2 separate regions of the Homo sapiens genome follow, and region 2 is linked to region 1. Evidence: chromatin loops called from intact Hi-C (ENCODE). Cell type or tissue: heart left ventricle. All regions are shown on one strand.

Region 1 (8,000 bases):
ACCCATCCACTCATCCTTTTACCCACCCATCCTTCTGTCCACTCATCCTTCTGTCCCCTCATCCTTCCAACCATTCATCAATCCACCCACCCATCCATCCTTTTGTCCACACAACCATCCACCCATTCTTCTACCTACCCATCCTATCCATCCATCCTTCTATTCAGCCATCCTTCTACCACCCATCCTTCGTCCGTTCATCCATCCATCCATCCATCCATCCATCCATCCATCCATCCATCCAATCCATCTATCCATTCACTCATCCTTCTAACTATCCATTCTTCTATCATCAGTCCATTCATCCTTCCAGCTATCCATCTATTCATTCACCTATCCTTCTACCCACCCATTCTTCTATTCATCCACCCATCCACCCATCCTTCTACCCACTCATCCTTCTATCCACCCATCCTTCTACATATCCTTCTATCCATCCATCCATACACCCATCGTCCTGTCTGTCCATCCATCCATCCATCCTTCCATCCATGTATCCATGCATCCATCCATTCCTTCCAGCTATCCATATAGCCACCCACCCATCCTTCTACCTACCAATCTTATCCATCCACCCATCCACTCATCCTGCCAGCCATCCATCTATCCAACCACCCATTGTTCTACCTACTTATCCATCCATGCACCCATCCATCCATTCATCCATCCACCCATTCTTCCACCTATCCATCCACTTATACTTCTACCTACCCATCCTTCCATCCATCCATCCATCCTTCTATCCAACCACCCATCCACCCATCCTTCCACCCACCCATCCTTCTATCAACCCATCCTTCTACTCATCTACCCATCCACCCATCCTTCTACCTACACATACTTCTATCCATCCATCCATCCATCCACCCATTCTTCCATCCATCCACCCACCCACCCATTCTTCACCCATCCATCCATCCATCCATTCACCCATCCATCCACTCACCCATACTTCCAGCCATCCATCTATCCATTCACTCATCCTTCTACCTACCCATCATTCCATCCATCCATCCATCCATCCATCCATCCATCCATCCACCATCCATCCACCCACCCACCCACTTATTCTTCTGTCTACTCATCCTTCTATTCATCTGTCCATCCACCCATTTGTCTATCTACACATCCTTCTATCTATCCACCCATCCACCCATCCTTCCAGCTGTCCATCTATGCACCCACCCATCCTTCTACCTACCAATCCATCCATCCATCCATCCATCCATCCATCCACTCATCCATCCATCCATCCATCCATCCATCTGCCAATTCTTCCAGACACCTATCTATCCATCCATCATCCTTCTACCTACCCATCCTTCCATTTATCCATCCATCCATCCTTCTATCCATCTACTCACCCATCCATCCTTCCATCCACTCATCCTTCTATCCACCCATCCTATTCATCTACCCATCTACCCTTCCTTCTACCAACACATCCTTCCATCCATCCATCCAATTCATCTACCCATCTACCCTTCCTTCTACCAACACATCCTTCCATCCATCCATCCATCCATCCATCCATCTATCCATCCTTCTATCCATCCACCTACCCACCCATCCTTCCACCCACCCATCCTTATATTCATCTACCCATCCACATATTCATCTACCCATCCACCCATCCTTCTGCCTACACATTCTTCTATCTATCCATCCATCCATCCATCCATCTTTCCAGCTATCTATCTACCCACCCATCCTTCTACTTACCAATCCTATCCATGCACCCATTCTTCTACCTACCTACCCATCCATCCATCCATCCATCCACCCACCCATTCTCCCAGTCATCCATCTGTCCACTCATTCTTCTACCTACCCATCTTTCTATCCATCCATCCATCCTTTATCCACCCACCCACCCATTCTTCTATTAATCTACCCATCCACCCAGTCTTCTACCTACACATCCATCCATCCATCCATCCATCTTTCCAGCTGTCCATCTATCCACCCACCCATTATTTTACCTACCAATCCTATCCATCCATCCATATACCCATCCATCCATCCTTTCAGCCATCCCTCTTTCCATTCACCCATTATTCTACCTACCAATCCTATCCATCCATCCACCCACCCATCCATTCATCCATCTACCCATTCTTTCAGCCATTCACCCACCCACCCTATCCATCCATCCGTTTTTTTTTTTTTTTTTTTAGACAAAGACTTGCTCTGTTGCCAGGCTGGAGTGCAGTGGCACAATCTCAGCTCACTGCAACCTCTGCCTCCTGGAACAAGCAAGTCTCCTGCCTCAGCCTCTAGAATAGCTGAGATTACAGGCATGCGCCACCATGCCCAGCTAATTTTTATATTTTTAGTAGAGGCAGAGTTTCACCATGTTGGACAGAATGGTCTTGATCTCTTGACCTCGTGATCCATCCGCCTTGGCCTCCCGAAGTGCTGGGATTACAGGCGTGAGCCACCGCGCCCAGCCCCATCCATCCATCCTTCTGTACATCTACCCACCCACCTACCCATCCTTCCATCCACCCATCCTTCTAGCCATCCATTCCTCTATTCATCCAACCATCCACCCATCCTTCTACCTACACATCCTTCTATGTATCCATCCATCCTTCCAACTGTCCATCTACCCACCCACCCATTCTTCTGCCTACCAATCCTATCCCTCATTCATCCACCCACCCATCCATTTACCCATCCGCCCATTCTTACAGCCATTCACCCACCCACCCATCCTATCCATCTATCCATCCATCTATCCATCCATCCATCCATCCATCCATCCATCCATCCTTCTATCCACCTACCTACCCACCCACCCATCCTTGCATCCACCCATCCTTCTATCTATCCATTCTTCTATTCATCCAACCATCCACCCGACCTTCTACCCACACATCCTTCTATCTATCCATCCATCCATCCTTCCAGCTATCCATCTATCCACCCACCCATCCTTCTACCTACCAATCCTATTCTTCCATCCATCCATGCATCCATTCATCCATCCACCCATCCACCTATATATCCACCCATATATCCATCCATCCATCCATCCATCATCCATCCATCCTTCCAGCCATCCATCTATCCATCCACCCATCCTTCTACCTACAGATCCCACCCATCCATCCATTCATCCATTCATTCTTTCATCCATCCTTCCAGCCATTCATCTGTCCATCCACCCATTCTTCTACCTTACTTATCTTTCTATCCAGCCAGCCATCTATCCATACACCCATCCTTCTGCCTACCAGTCCTTCTATCCACCAATCTATCCATCCATCCATCCATCCATCCATCCATCCATCCATCCATCCATCCACCATCCTTCCATCCACCCATCATTCCATCCTATGGATGTCTACTAGGGATATGTAACGTGGAAGCCACAGTTCTCACAGCCTCTGCTCAGTCCAGTAAGGGAACAGTCACAGAAACATAACCAGAGCCCTGTGGCAAGCACAGCCTAGAGCCAAGCACTGGGCAATGTGAGAGTCCAAAGGAGGACCTCACCAGACAGGGGCTAGGAGCTAGGAAGCTATCCTTGAATAGGAAATGCTGAGATTGAATTTAAAGGATAAGTGGGTGTTGGACAGAGTTCTAGGTGGCAGAAGAGTTCTAGGTGGCAGAAGAGTATGTGCAAAAGCCCAGAGGCTTCACTCTTCAGGGTGTGGAGCTGTGGAAGTTGAAGTGTGGGTATGAGTTGGGGCAGGGGAAAAAGGAGTTCTGACCATGGAGTGTTGCACCAGAGCCACAGCTTCAGCAGTTTGCAGCCAGGATCTACACACTCTGCCTCTCAGGACCACCCCCACTGGCCCTGGCTCTGCCCTCTGAGGCCCTGCCAGAACTTCCACCACCTCTTCGTCGTGACAGACACTCAAGTGCTAGAAGCCCTGGGCCTCCACAGGTCCACCAAGGCTGTCCCTGGAGATTGATTCCTCAAGGGGAGACTTTGGGACCTGCATGGGACTGAGAGCTTCCCCAGGCCACAGGCTGGGTCAGGGGCACCCAGGTGCACCCAGCTGCCCCAGCAGCTTGGCAGGGATCACTGGATGCTAGCAGGTGCTGGAGGGAGGAGAGGACTCCGAAACTGACCAGTGGGTTTTTAGGGGCAGCTGGGGAGCACTGAAGCCTTGGGGTGAGTGGAGGCCAGGGTTTGGGGGCCAGAGTGGAATGCAGCTCATGAGGGGAAGCCTGAGGCTCCCCAAATCAGCCTGGATCTTTAGTTTCAAGTCTGTCAGCCGGTTTTTCTCCCCATGCCATAACAGCTGTCCTATGGGGCTGCTGTGAGGGTTGATTACAGCTCCGCCAAGAACTAGCCTAGGTGCTTTGTATTTGATCTTCACAACAGCCCTGGGGCAACTATTATCGTCAACCGCCCCCCATCTTGCAGATGAAGAAACTGAGACTCAGAGAGGTTACACATAACCATGGGGAAATGGAGAGCTAGGATTTAAACACAGCTCCAGTCCCATGCAAGTCCCAAAGCCTCCCCTGAGCTCTTTTCCTCGGAGTTACACTCTCTCTTGGTTTTGAGCCATGGCTCTGAAGTTCCTGGCATGGAGCAGATGTTCTATTTGTGGGGACTGCACCATCTTCCCACATAACCCAGCTTTCTCACATACCTTTTGCTCAGTCCCAGGGAAAACAAGAAACCTTAATTTGCAAAAGCACCTGAGAGTTTAATCTTGCCTTTGGTTTTAAAGAACCCTACCCCACGTATGGTGAGCTCTCTTTACATGTTAAGTATTCTTTATAAACTAAGAACTTCAGATGGCTCGATTCAGTCTTGGCTGCTGTAGACCACATGAAAACCAACAAGCCTGGTTTCCTCTGCGCAGCGCAGCCTTGCCCTTATCCGATGGCGCCACCTAATGGCCACGTTTCACCTGTGCAAGCCAAATACATCCTGAAAGACAGCTTCTCCATCTTTTGCGAGACTGGCTATGAGCTTCTGCAAGTGAGTTAAAACAAAGTACACCACGATCAATGACGATTGCTTTGAAATGTAAACATATTTCTATCTGCAGATATGTGAAAGGAAAGTGAGAAAATCGTGTGTCAGCATGATTTCTTTTGTCTATCTTTAAATGATAAAAAGCCAAGAAATAAGTTTTCAGAGGACAAAAAGGATGGCTATGGAAAATGTGATTCTGAATCCCGCCCTTTTTTCTTTCTTTCTTTATACTTAACTTTAAATTTACATAAGCGAGCCCTTTGTTTTAAAGCTAGTTTGGAAAGCTGGTGATTAAAATGGGCAACTTGGCCAGGCGCGGTGGCTCACACCTGTATTCCCAGCACTTTGGGAGGCAGAGGCAGGCAGATCACTTGAGGCCAGGAGTTCAAGACCAGCCTGGCCAACGTGGTGAAACCCCGTCTCCACTAAAAATACAAAAATTAGATGAGGTAGTAGCCCCGTCTCCACTAAAAATACAAAAATTATTAGGTGGCGGGCGCCTGTAATCCCAGCTACTCGGGTGGCTGAGGCAGGAGAATCACTTGAGCCTGGGAGGCGCAGGTTGCGGTGAGCCGAAATCACACCACTGCACTCCAGCCTGGGTGACAGAGCAAGACTCTGTCTCAAAAAAATATATAAAATAAAATAAAACGGGCAACTTTTCTGTTGGTCACACACGACAGCAGCTCTTTGTGAAGTGGCTGGAATGACAGAAAGATGAGTTTGCTATCCTGTTCCATGTGCCCAGTCTTGCATCAAATTAAAGTTCTCCCCCTGGTCAAATGACCTTTCCATGAAACAACTCCTGGGCCCACAAAAAAGTAGACAGCCCCGGGAAAGAGTATATTCTGCAAAGTTATAAATAGTGGTCACTGTTAAGGGAGGAGTATAATTTTAAAAAATGCTTAGCGTGTTGCTTTAGGGGCACAGGTAAGAAATTAACACGTCCTCTTTATGTTCTTCAAAATTGTCATGGAATCCCAGTGGTAAAAAGTAATAACATTGGAACGATAGCTAGGTATGCAATCCACAGTCCTGTGGCGGGTCAAAAAAAAAAAAAAAAAAAGAGAGACACTTTTCCCACCTTGCAAACTTCTTGTGCAGGCTCTTTTCCACAGCTCCTCGGACCACAGACTTCTTTAGTTTCTTTTTTTTTTGTTTTTTTTTTTTTTTTTTTTTTTTTTTGAGACGGAGTCTCGCTCTGTCGCCCAGGCCGGACTGCGGACTGCAGTGGCGCAATCTCGGCTCACTGCAAGCTCCGCTTCCCGGGTTCACGCCATTCTCCTGCCTCAGCCTCCCGAGTAGCTGGGACTACAGGCGCCCGCCACCGCGCCCGGCTAATTTTTTGTATTTTTAGTAGAGACGGGGTTTCACCTTGTTAGCCAGGATGGTCTCGATCTCCTGACCTCATGATCCACCCGCCTCGGCCTCCCAAAGTGCTGGGATTACAGGCGTGAGCCACCGCGCCCGGCGACTTCTTTAGTTTCTGACTTAACACAAGAAGACCTGAAATCCTTTGCGGCACAGGGTTTCTGCCAAAGCCATCTTCTTTTATTTTAATGTTTGATTTTAGAAAAACATTATCTTAGCAAGTCGAAAAATGTTTCCCTGTGAATGACGCTGGCGGTGAAAGCTGATGGACAGCACACAGACGAAGCTCACAAAAGAACTCTTAGTAGCCCTCCTCCAGCTAATGGCCACCAGCTAGACAGATACACAGACACACTTGCAAGTCTGATCACACCTGCTTTCTCAAACTTGTCACCACAGTCCTCTGGCTTTTTTTTTTTTTTTTTTTTTTGGACAGGGTCTCACTTTGTCACCCAGGCTGGAGTGCAGTGGCACGATCACAGCTCACCACAGCCTTGACCTCTCAGGCTCAAGCAATCCTCTCACCCCAGCCTCCCAAGTAGCTGGGACTACAGGCAAGCGCCAACACGCCCGGCTAACTTTTGTCTTTTTTGTAGAGGTGGGGGTCTCACTATGTTGCCCAGGCTGGTCTTGAACTTCTGAGCTCAAGCAATCCTCCCACCTCGGCCTCCCAATGTGCTGGGATTACAGGTGTGAACCACTGCGCCTGGTCCTCTGTCACTTTATATAAAGAAATGGTGGAACATCAGATGCAGAAATGTTGAGATATGATGATGATGATGATGATGATGATGATTTGAGACAGGGTCTCACTCTATCACCTAGGCTGGAGTGCAGTGTTGCAATATCGGCTCACTGCAACCCCCGCCTCACAGGTTCAAGCAATTCTCCTGCCTCAACCTCCTGAGGAGCTGGGATTACAGGTGCACGCCACCATGCCAGGCTAATTTTTTGTATTTTTTTAGTAGAGACAGGGTTTCACCATGCTGGCCAGGCTGGTCTTGAACTCCTCACCTCAAGTGATCCACCCGCCTTGGTCTCCAGGAGTGTCGGGATTACAGGCATGAGCCACCGCACCTGGCTGAGATCTGATATGTTTTTGTATTAGGGTGAAAAGCAAAAAAAAAATTATAAATTGCTGCAAAGGTTCCATCTGATTCATAAAATGCCAATACCTGTTGAGTGATGAAATACGTAACCTAGGTGGCATAGACGTGCACCGAGGCGGTGGGGCAGTGCGTCCATGTGCCAGGCATCCCCCCAACCCCAGCACACGCAGATACTAGTCATGTGTGCTGCCACCCCCTTCAGGAGCACCTCGTAAAACACTAGAATAGGAACTGCTGTGAGAGCACAGCTTTGGGGAGTGATTTTATGATATAAACAAGGAAATTAATATATTCTGAATTCTTCTTTAGGGTCACTTGCCCCTGAAATCCTTTACTGCAGTTTGTCAGAAAGATGGATCTTGGGACCGGCCAATGCCCGCGTGCAGCAGTACGGTCGTGTGGTGACTACAGGCCCCATAACCGCCCGGAACTCCCTCTGCTGCTACTGTTGCTGCTTCTATTGCTTCTCTGGTTTTCTGTTTACTTTCTTTTTTCTTTCCCTTTTTTTTTTTTTTCTGAGACAGGGTCTTGCTCTGTTGCCCAGACTGGAGTGCAGCGGTGTGATCTCGGCTCAC
Region 2 (8,000 bases), 670 kb before region 1:
TCTTTTTTATGTATTTTTTATACATATATATTATTGATCCTTTTAAATAATTTTAGTTTGAAAACCTTTTTTTTTTTTTTGAGATGGAGTCTCACTCTGTCGCCCAGGCTGGAGTGCAGTGGCGTGATCTTGGCTCACTGCAAGCTCTGCCTCCCGGGTTCAAGCAATTCTCTGCTTCAGCCGCCCAAGTAGCTGGAACTACATGTGCCTGCCACTATGCCCGGCTATTTTTTTTTTTTTTTTGTATTTTTAGTAGAGATGGGGTTTCACCATGTTAGCCAGGATGGTCTCGATTTCCTGACCTTGTGATCTGCCCGCCTTGGCCTCCCAAAGTGCTGGGATTACAGGCATGAGCCACCGCGCCCGGCCTGAAAACCTTTAAAAGCCACAGAAGAGGTGCAAGAACGATGCGGTCAGCTCCTATATACCCCTCTTCCAGAATCACCAGTGGGTAGTGTTTTTGCCACATTTGCCGCTTACTTTCTCTCCACATTTTTTTTTTCCCTTGAGACAGGGTCTCACTCTGTCGCCCAGGCTGGAGTGCAGTGGTGCAATCATGGCTCACTGCAGCCCTGACCTCCTGGGTTCAAGCGATCCTCCTGCCTCAGCCTCCCAAGTAGCTGGTACTACAGGCACATGCCCTCATGCCTGTCTAATTTTTTAAAAAAGTTTTGTAGACACAGGGTCTCACTATGTTGCCCAGGATAATCTCAAACTCCTGGGCTCAAGTGACCCTCGTGCCTTGGCCTTCTAAGGTGTTAGAATTACAGGCTTGAGCCAACGTGCCCGCCCCACATTTCTTTTTTTTTTTTTTTTTGAGACAAAGTCTCACACTGTCACCCGGGCTGGTGTGCAGTGGGGCGATCTTGACACGCTACAGCCTCCGCCTCCCAAGTTCAAGCGATTCTCCTGCCTCAGCCTCCCGAGTAGCTGGGACTACAGGCGTGCGCCACCACACTCAGCTAATTTTTGTATTTTTAGTAGAGATGGGGTTTCACTATGTTGGCCAGGCTGGTCTCGAACTCCTGACCTCGTGATCTGCCCACCTTGGCCTCCCTAAGTGCTGGGATTACAGGCATGAGCCACCGCGCCCAGCCCACATATCTTTTTTAAAGATCTGATGCAGATGGGTCCAAGTGTTAGCTAATGCTTATTAATTCTGGGTCTTGACGACACAGTTTTAAAAATCACCATTATTATGCTTCATGCTCCTCTGTACACAGAAAGCTCCTCCCCAGGCCTTGCTGCTCTCCATGCAGACACCAGCATGCTGAGCTACCGCTTGCCTCCTTGGCTGTCCCCAGAGTGGGCCCCCAGGAGCACTTTGCCCTGGACAGTGGCAGACCCTTGTCAGGATGGGGCACCCACCAGGGCTGGAGCTAGACTGGATGGGCAGCAGGAGATCTGGTTTCAATCTAAGTAAGCTCTGTGGCCTCCTGCCCCCGTGCCTCAGTCTCCCTACATGTATTAAGAGGGCTTTCCATGACATGGGCTCAAGGACCCTTCCAGATCCGAGGCTGTTTGGGGACCCCTTACCTGGGGCCGCAGGGAGGTGACGGGCAGGATCAGGGACTCTTCTGTGGCAGGTGCTGCCTCAAAGGTGGTGAGAAAGAACATGGTGGGCGCCAGGCTGGTGGAGGATTCCTCCATGGCTGCATCCAGCACCTGGGCTTCGGAGAGCTCTGCCTTCTTCATCAGGGAGCTGGGACCTCGGACCAAGGCTCGGCCTGAGACACAGGGTGGGGAGCACGGGGGCTATATCTGCTTGCCACCTCGTGGCAGTCTACAGTAGAACCCACGTTTTATGCTGCAAACTAGGAGGCAGCAGGCACTGTGTGACAAGCCCTTGGTTCAGCCCCCATTCCTGCTTCCTACCCTTCTTGGGAGGTTGGGGGATGGGAACTCGGAGGAAAATGTCTTGGAAGAACTTGCAGTGTCGCTGGGGAGACAGTCCAAGGATTCTCCCTGTAAAGCAACATTCCAGCAAGTCCAAGTCCAGATTGGCTGGGCGCAGCCAGATATGTAAGTATAACAAATAGGAACTAGTAGGATTAACCATGGAAGGCTTCCTGGAGGAGGTGAAGTTTGAGTAGGGAGAAATGTCATGAGGCTGAGAATCATTGCAGTGGCCTTTGAGGAAGCTGGGAGGTGGGAATCACTGCTTATCACACACAAGTGAGTGCATCCTGTGTGGTGACAATTAGTCATCACCCCATTAATGGAGCACCTGCTGTGTGCTGGGTCCCAGAGGAGCTGTGTCACAAGTGTTATTTCGTCTAACTACTGCAAGAGCTCTGGGAAGTGGGTGCTCCTTCAGTCTCATCTACAGGGAAGGAAACTGAAGCACAGAGAGGTTAGGTGACTCACGCAAGGATGCACAGCTCATGAGTAGCAGGGTCTGGATTCAGCTCCAGCAGGGCTGGAGTGCAGGGGCTCAATCTTGGCTCACTGCAACCTCTGCCTCCAGGGTTCAAGTGATTCTCCCACCTCAGCCTCCTGAGTAACTGGGATTACAGGCATGCGCCACCACACCTGGCTAATTTTTGTATTTTTGATAGAGATGGGGTTTCTCCATATTGCCCAGGTTGGTCTCCAACTCCTGATCTCAAGTGATCTGCCTGCCCAGCCTCCCAAAGTGCTGGGATTACAGGTGTGAGCCACCACGCCCAGCCTGGCCTGAGGTTTCACAGCCAGTCATTAGCAGAGCAGGGCCTAGCCCGCAAACCTTCTCCGTTCCCCACCTCCTCCTCACCATATCAACTCTCCCAGGAGGCCTGGCTGCAGCCCTGGAGCTGGCGGAGCCGGAGCCCAGCAGGACGGGTCCACACCCCACGCGTGCCCTCTAGCTGTCCTCAAAGGTCCCAGCATCCTCCCCTGAAAGCTGACACAGGTAACTCCAGGAGTGGGAGGCTGAAAGTCGAAGCCGGGGGACCCTGACTGACCTCTGCCCTCTTGGGGGGTTCTCAGGCCTCACAGGGAAGCCAGCCTCAGCTGTTTGCACGAGAAGGGGTGTTGAAGCTCCATTGCCTTCCTGCCAAAGAACCCTGCTGTCACCACTGCATTTGTGGCACTCGGCATGTCCCTAGAGGCAGTCGGGTCACATGGAGAGCTTAGAAGCCAAGTTCCCTGGCTTAGGGCCAGGCAAGGCTGGGAGGAGCCACCTGACTGGAGCTGAGGGGACATGTCTACTCCGAGACTGAATGGGCACGGGGAGGGGGAAGCCTGGGCCAGCAGGGGGCTAGCTAGCTCCCAGCGGATGTGGGGGAAACGTTAAGGAAGGTGGGAAGGGCTAGGGGAGCACTGAGACAAACAGGGCAGAGGCAGGAGCGGTAGGCAAGCGATGCCTCTCCTGGAGTCACCTGTGTCCAGGCTGGAGGACACTGAGTTGGCCTCAGCAGGTGGCTGAGATTAACCAGAACAATGACTGCTCATGGCCCTGCCAGCTGAGCTCCAAGCGCCCCACTAACCAAGTCTCTGCAACGACACTGAGGGTAGATGGGATGGGACCAGTCTCCTTGCTTTACAGAGGGGAAAACCGAGGCACAGAAAGAGAACTTGCCCAGGGCCACACCCTAGTGGTGGAGGCAGGACCTGATCTCAGGCAGACCTGGCTTCAGAGTCTAGGCTCTTAGCTCCTACCGGATGCGTCAGAGTCGAGTAAGAAATGTGCTTGGAGGGCGCTGAACTGTTCCATTTCTACTCAGAACTTAAAGTAGGAGAAATTTAGGTCAGATACAAGGTAGAACTTCCTGATTCAGGAGGATGATCTGTTGATAAGACAGATTATTATTATTATTTTTTGAGACGGAGTCTCGCTCTGTCACCCAGGCTGGAGTGCAGTGGCGCCATCTCAGCTCACTGCAAGCTCCGCCTCCTGGGTTCACACCATTCTCCTGCCTCAGCCTTCCAAGTAGCTGGGACTACAGGCGCCCACCATCGCGCCCGGCTAATTTTTTGTATTTTTAGTAGAGACGGGGTTTCACCGTGGTCTCGATCTCCTGATCTCATGATCCGCCCGCCTCGGCCTCCCAAAGTGCTGGGATTACAAGCGTGAGCCACGGCACCGGGCCGCGATAAGACAGATTGTATTGCAACACATCCCTCTCCTCTTCCCATGCCCCAACCCCAGGCCTCTCCCAGCCTCCTCCCCTTACCAGGTCCCTCTGGCTTCAGTGAGACCCCTCCTCTCCTCTGGACCTCATGCCCCTGACCCTTGCCTGCATCCTCTCCTGCTCCCCTCAGTCCATGGCAGGAATCACCCCCATCCCCACCCCTCGCAGCCCTCCAGCTACCTTGGTGCAGCCTCAACCTGTCCCTGCGTCTCTTGTGCTCCCTGCTGCGTTTCCTGGTCCTCTCCCAACCTGGAGGTCGGTTCTCCTTCTCGGGGTAGGGCAATGCCAGTCCCAGGAGCAGGTCCTTGTCCTGCAGCAGGCCTGCAGGACTCTGCTCAGGCAGCAGCCCCTCAGCCTCTGGCAGCCTGGAGGCCTGCCTGGTGGCGGTGACCACAGCCCCATCCTGGGCCTGGCTGGGCAGGCCTGGGCCCCACTCCTTCTTGCCCGGGCCCCGCCGGCGGTGGTGGCTGGCCTGAGGCGTCCACAGCGCTGGGCCTGGGAGGTCAATGTGATTCTCAGGGAGGTTCCGGGCAGGGGTCCCAGGTGCAAGGGCGCCTGCCAGGCTCAGCTCCAGGGGCAGCAGGAGGACGAGGAACAGCATGGGAGCGGTGTGGATGGCAGGCCCAGCCATTGGCTCCTCCCTGCAAGAAGAGCAACACCATGAATGCGCAGCCCCAGGCCTCTCTCTGCTGCCCCTCACTCAAATGATTAAAGCCCAGTTTTTCTCAACAGCCATAGAGGGACATTTTGCTCCCAGTGACATTTGGCAATGCCCGAAGACATATTTTAGTTGTCAAAACTGGGGAGTGCTACTGGCAGGTAGAGGTTGGAGCCCGTGGATGCTGCTAAACGCCCGACAATGCACAGGACAGCCCCCGAAACCAAGAATCATCCGGCCCAGAAAAACAACAGTACCGAGGCTGAGAACCCCCGGCTTAAATCATTTCAGCAGCATTCAAGTTCCAGATTAGTCCAGAATTCCTTTCTCTGCACAAACCTCTGCCCCTTACCAAGTCCCCTAGAGGGAACCGAGTCCCTCAGAGCTCAGAAATATGCCTCTGGCCCCTGAGACTTGACTCGGAGCCTAATTCCATACAAATGGAATAATAGCGTTTGAGCGCACGCTGTAGGCAGGACCCACGTTAAGTGCTTTGTGTGAATTCATGTCACTTCGCCCTTTCAAGAGCTCTCTGAAATGGCTCCTGTTATTTTCCCCATTTTTCTGAAGTGGCAATGAAGGCTCAGAGAGGTTAAGTCACACCTAGTAAGTGGCACTGTGTCATTCCTGTCCCTGAGCCCTGAACCCCGTGTGGCTGTCCCAGGATGGCCCAGCTCTGCCTTTCTCTTCTCCTCTCATGATGAGCTCTGAGGCCCCAGAATGTTCTGACACTGTCCCTTCCCCTGGGGGAGGGGCTTTGGGAACAGCTTTGCAGACTTGGCTCTGACCCCTGCAGGGTAGACTGAGCCAACCCGACCTAGCCTCAGGATATCCCCCTCAGGGGACCCAGTGCCCTCCCTCCACACTGGAGGGAGAAGCTGCAGCTCAGGGGATGGTGGGGGCGTCTGTCAGACTCTGGAGACCTCCTGCCCCCGTGCACCACCCGCAGCTGCTCCCCCACGCACCCCTCTCCATTGCACCAACCTCACTGTATCCTGGAGCTAGGCACTAGGTTAGCCAGGCTAATTGAATTTTTATGGCCTCCCGAGTATTCCACTAGGCTGGCAAGGGTGCTTACGCCACCGTTTCTTTGTGATTTGTGGCCATATAATTGTCCCGGGCTGAGAAAAGGTTGGTGGGCCTGTGATGTTTCCCTGCTTCCCGGCGCCTCTCCCTGCGGCCCCCATGCTGGCTGGCCCACCCCAGTGTCACCTTAGCCCCGACCCCGAGGGAGGGTGGTAGGGCAGGGAAACTGCTGTGCCCTCGAAGCTCTGACCACGCACTCGTGGAGGGGAGGGGGGAAACACCTTCTCCAGCCTCGCAGGGTCTGTGGTGGCTTCACCCAGTTCTGCCTCCATCCCAGCCTGGCATGTCCTGGTCCCCTGGGATCCTGGGCCCTGGCCTCCACTGTCCACAGCTCAGCTCTTCCTAGAACTGTGGATGGAGACAAGGAGGTGGCCGTCACTTTCCATCTTGTCCCCTATCCCGGGGATCTGGCTGAAGATACTAGGTGAGCCTTGGTGACGTGCGTGGGACCCTGGGACAGGCTTGTTGTGACAACCCTGTCTCCCATCACACCTGCATCCATTCCTAAGGCCACAGACCCTGCACCACAGTCCCTGCTACTGTCCTGGTCACGTCACCAGCAACGGAAGGCTCTGTCCCACTGGCCTTGCCTCCAGCCCTTCCCTAACAAGTGCTCTTGAGGCCAGAGCTCAGCAAGCGGGACCTGTGTCCCTGGTTCCTGAGGCAGCCCAGGGGGAGGAGGGGCCCATTTTAAAGGCCTGTCACTCAAGCATTGTTCGGCGCAGAGGGAACCTCAATCCTGCTTCGGGGCCAGTGGAGCGGGGCTGCTCTCTGGGCTGGCATTTAGCCTGACCACTGCCAGACTTCACCCCCTGCTCTCCTTGTGACTGGAAAGGCCAAGCGCATATGGGATCCCGTCCATGTCCGAGACCCAGCCCTGCCTTTCTGTCCTGCAGGGACATGACAGCCTGGGAGAAGCCCGAAGAGCGTCCTAGGGACAGGGAAACCTCGGGACGTTGGCCAATGAAAGGAATCACCACCTCCTCCTTGTCCTGGGGGTTGAGGGGAATGAGGAAGAAAACCCAGACAGTGCGGGCAAGAGAGCAGAGGAGGCTCAGTAGAGAGGTGGGCAGCTTCTCAGCTAGTCTGCTGTCCCTGGGGACACACAAGGCTGTCAGTAAACCTCAGAGCCGCCTCTGAGCCTGGTGAGCAGCCTAGGTGCTGGTCTTGGAGGACAGCTCCTTCCCTGCAGAGCCAGGAGATGAACTCCCACTCCTGCCCCACTCCAACACCCCGAAGCAGCATGATCCCACCCAGACTGCCACCTTCCCAAGCTCCGTTGCCACGACCCTACTTGGCTGTGGGTCCATTCACAGTACCCATCCTGCTTCAGGGCCAGTGGAACCCCAGTCTGAATGCCATCTTTGTTCCCTCCCACCCTTCAAGAACCACATATCACCCACGCAGCCAGCCTGGGACAGAGGAAGTGGGATTTCAGTGCACAGTGCCAGAGCACCCATGGGGGTGCATCCAAGGGGGCTCCATCCTGTCCCCAGACCCAGCATATACTGGTGGTATGGCTACTCGGGTTGTGACCCTTATCTGCTCAAAACTGTCTATGGCTCCCTATTGCCTTCCCATGCAACCACAGACTCCTTACTTTGGCACTGAAGACCTTGTGTAATGTGGCCCCAACCAAGCTTTGCAGCTCCAACTTCTACTTTCTCCCCTTCACAGGCAACAGAGACTGCTCCCTGGGCCCCAAACACACCCCTGCTTTCTGGCTCTCTGTTCTCACTTTGCCTGTCCCCTCTGCATGGAACCTCTCCCCCTCTCCCTCATCTCTCTCCGTCCACGTCCTGCCCATCCTTTGGGACTCAACCCAAATGTCCCTTCCTCCAGGAAGCCTTGTTCAGTCCCCTGACTCCATGTGCTCTCCGCTTGGTGCTCCCACATGCCTTTGTCCTGCTCTTGAAGACCTCGTGTGTCATTTTGTGCTGGGACCGTCAGGTTTTTTAGAGCCCCTGGCTAGACTGGAAGCTCATAAAGGACTCTGCACATTCCCTTCTGCTCTGCGGCCCCTCCAGGGCCCTGCACATAATAGGCGCTGGTAGCCATGGATCAGAACAGAAGTGGATTGAGCACAATCCAATTTATGTATCAGGCCGGGCACAGTTGCTCATGCCTGTAATCCCAGCACTTTG

The links. A loop is a pair of places that touch in the nucleus more often than their neighbours do. Peaks named below come from ENCODE experiments on the same cell type or tissue, not always from the same donor. Only the 100,000 strongest peaks of a DNase experiment are listed, where the experiment ranks them.
Region 2: a loop joins it to region 1, with 4 times the contacts of the local background. A loop is called at or near these places in 16 of 110 quality-filtered maps.

What each region holds. Positions count from the first base shown.
Region 1 is chr1:11,034,641-11,042,640 of GRCh38, reverse strand. MASP2 (MBL associated serine protease 2) reads left to right here. Exons shown (of 11, transcript NM_006610.4): 7 at 4,830-4,948; 8 at 7,735-7,813. Among named protein-coding and RNA genes, the nearest start is that of MASP2, 8.6 kb to the left of the region's middle. In heart left ventricle, a CTCF peak has its summit at 4,860 (motif pointing left); a DNase peak (open chromatin) is centred at 4,840; H3K4me3 peaks cover 256 bases.
Region 2 is chr1:11,703,002-11,711,001 of GRCh38, reverse strand. It overlaps DRAXIN (dorsal inhibitory axon guidance protein), which reads right to left. Exons shown (of 7, transcript NM_198545.4): 2 at 4,293-4,753; 3 at 1,537-1,727. The coding sequence starts at 4,743. Among named protein-coding and RNA genes, the nearest start is that of DRAXIN, 15 kb to the right of the region's middle. RefSeq lists an enhancer at 6,095-6,722. In heart left ventricle, no CTCF peak of the experiment used is centred here; a DNase peak (open chromatin) is centred at 3,101; H3K27ac peaks cover 514 bases; H3K27me3 peaks cover 317 bases.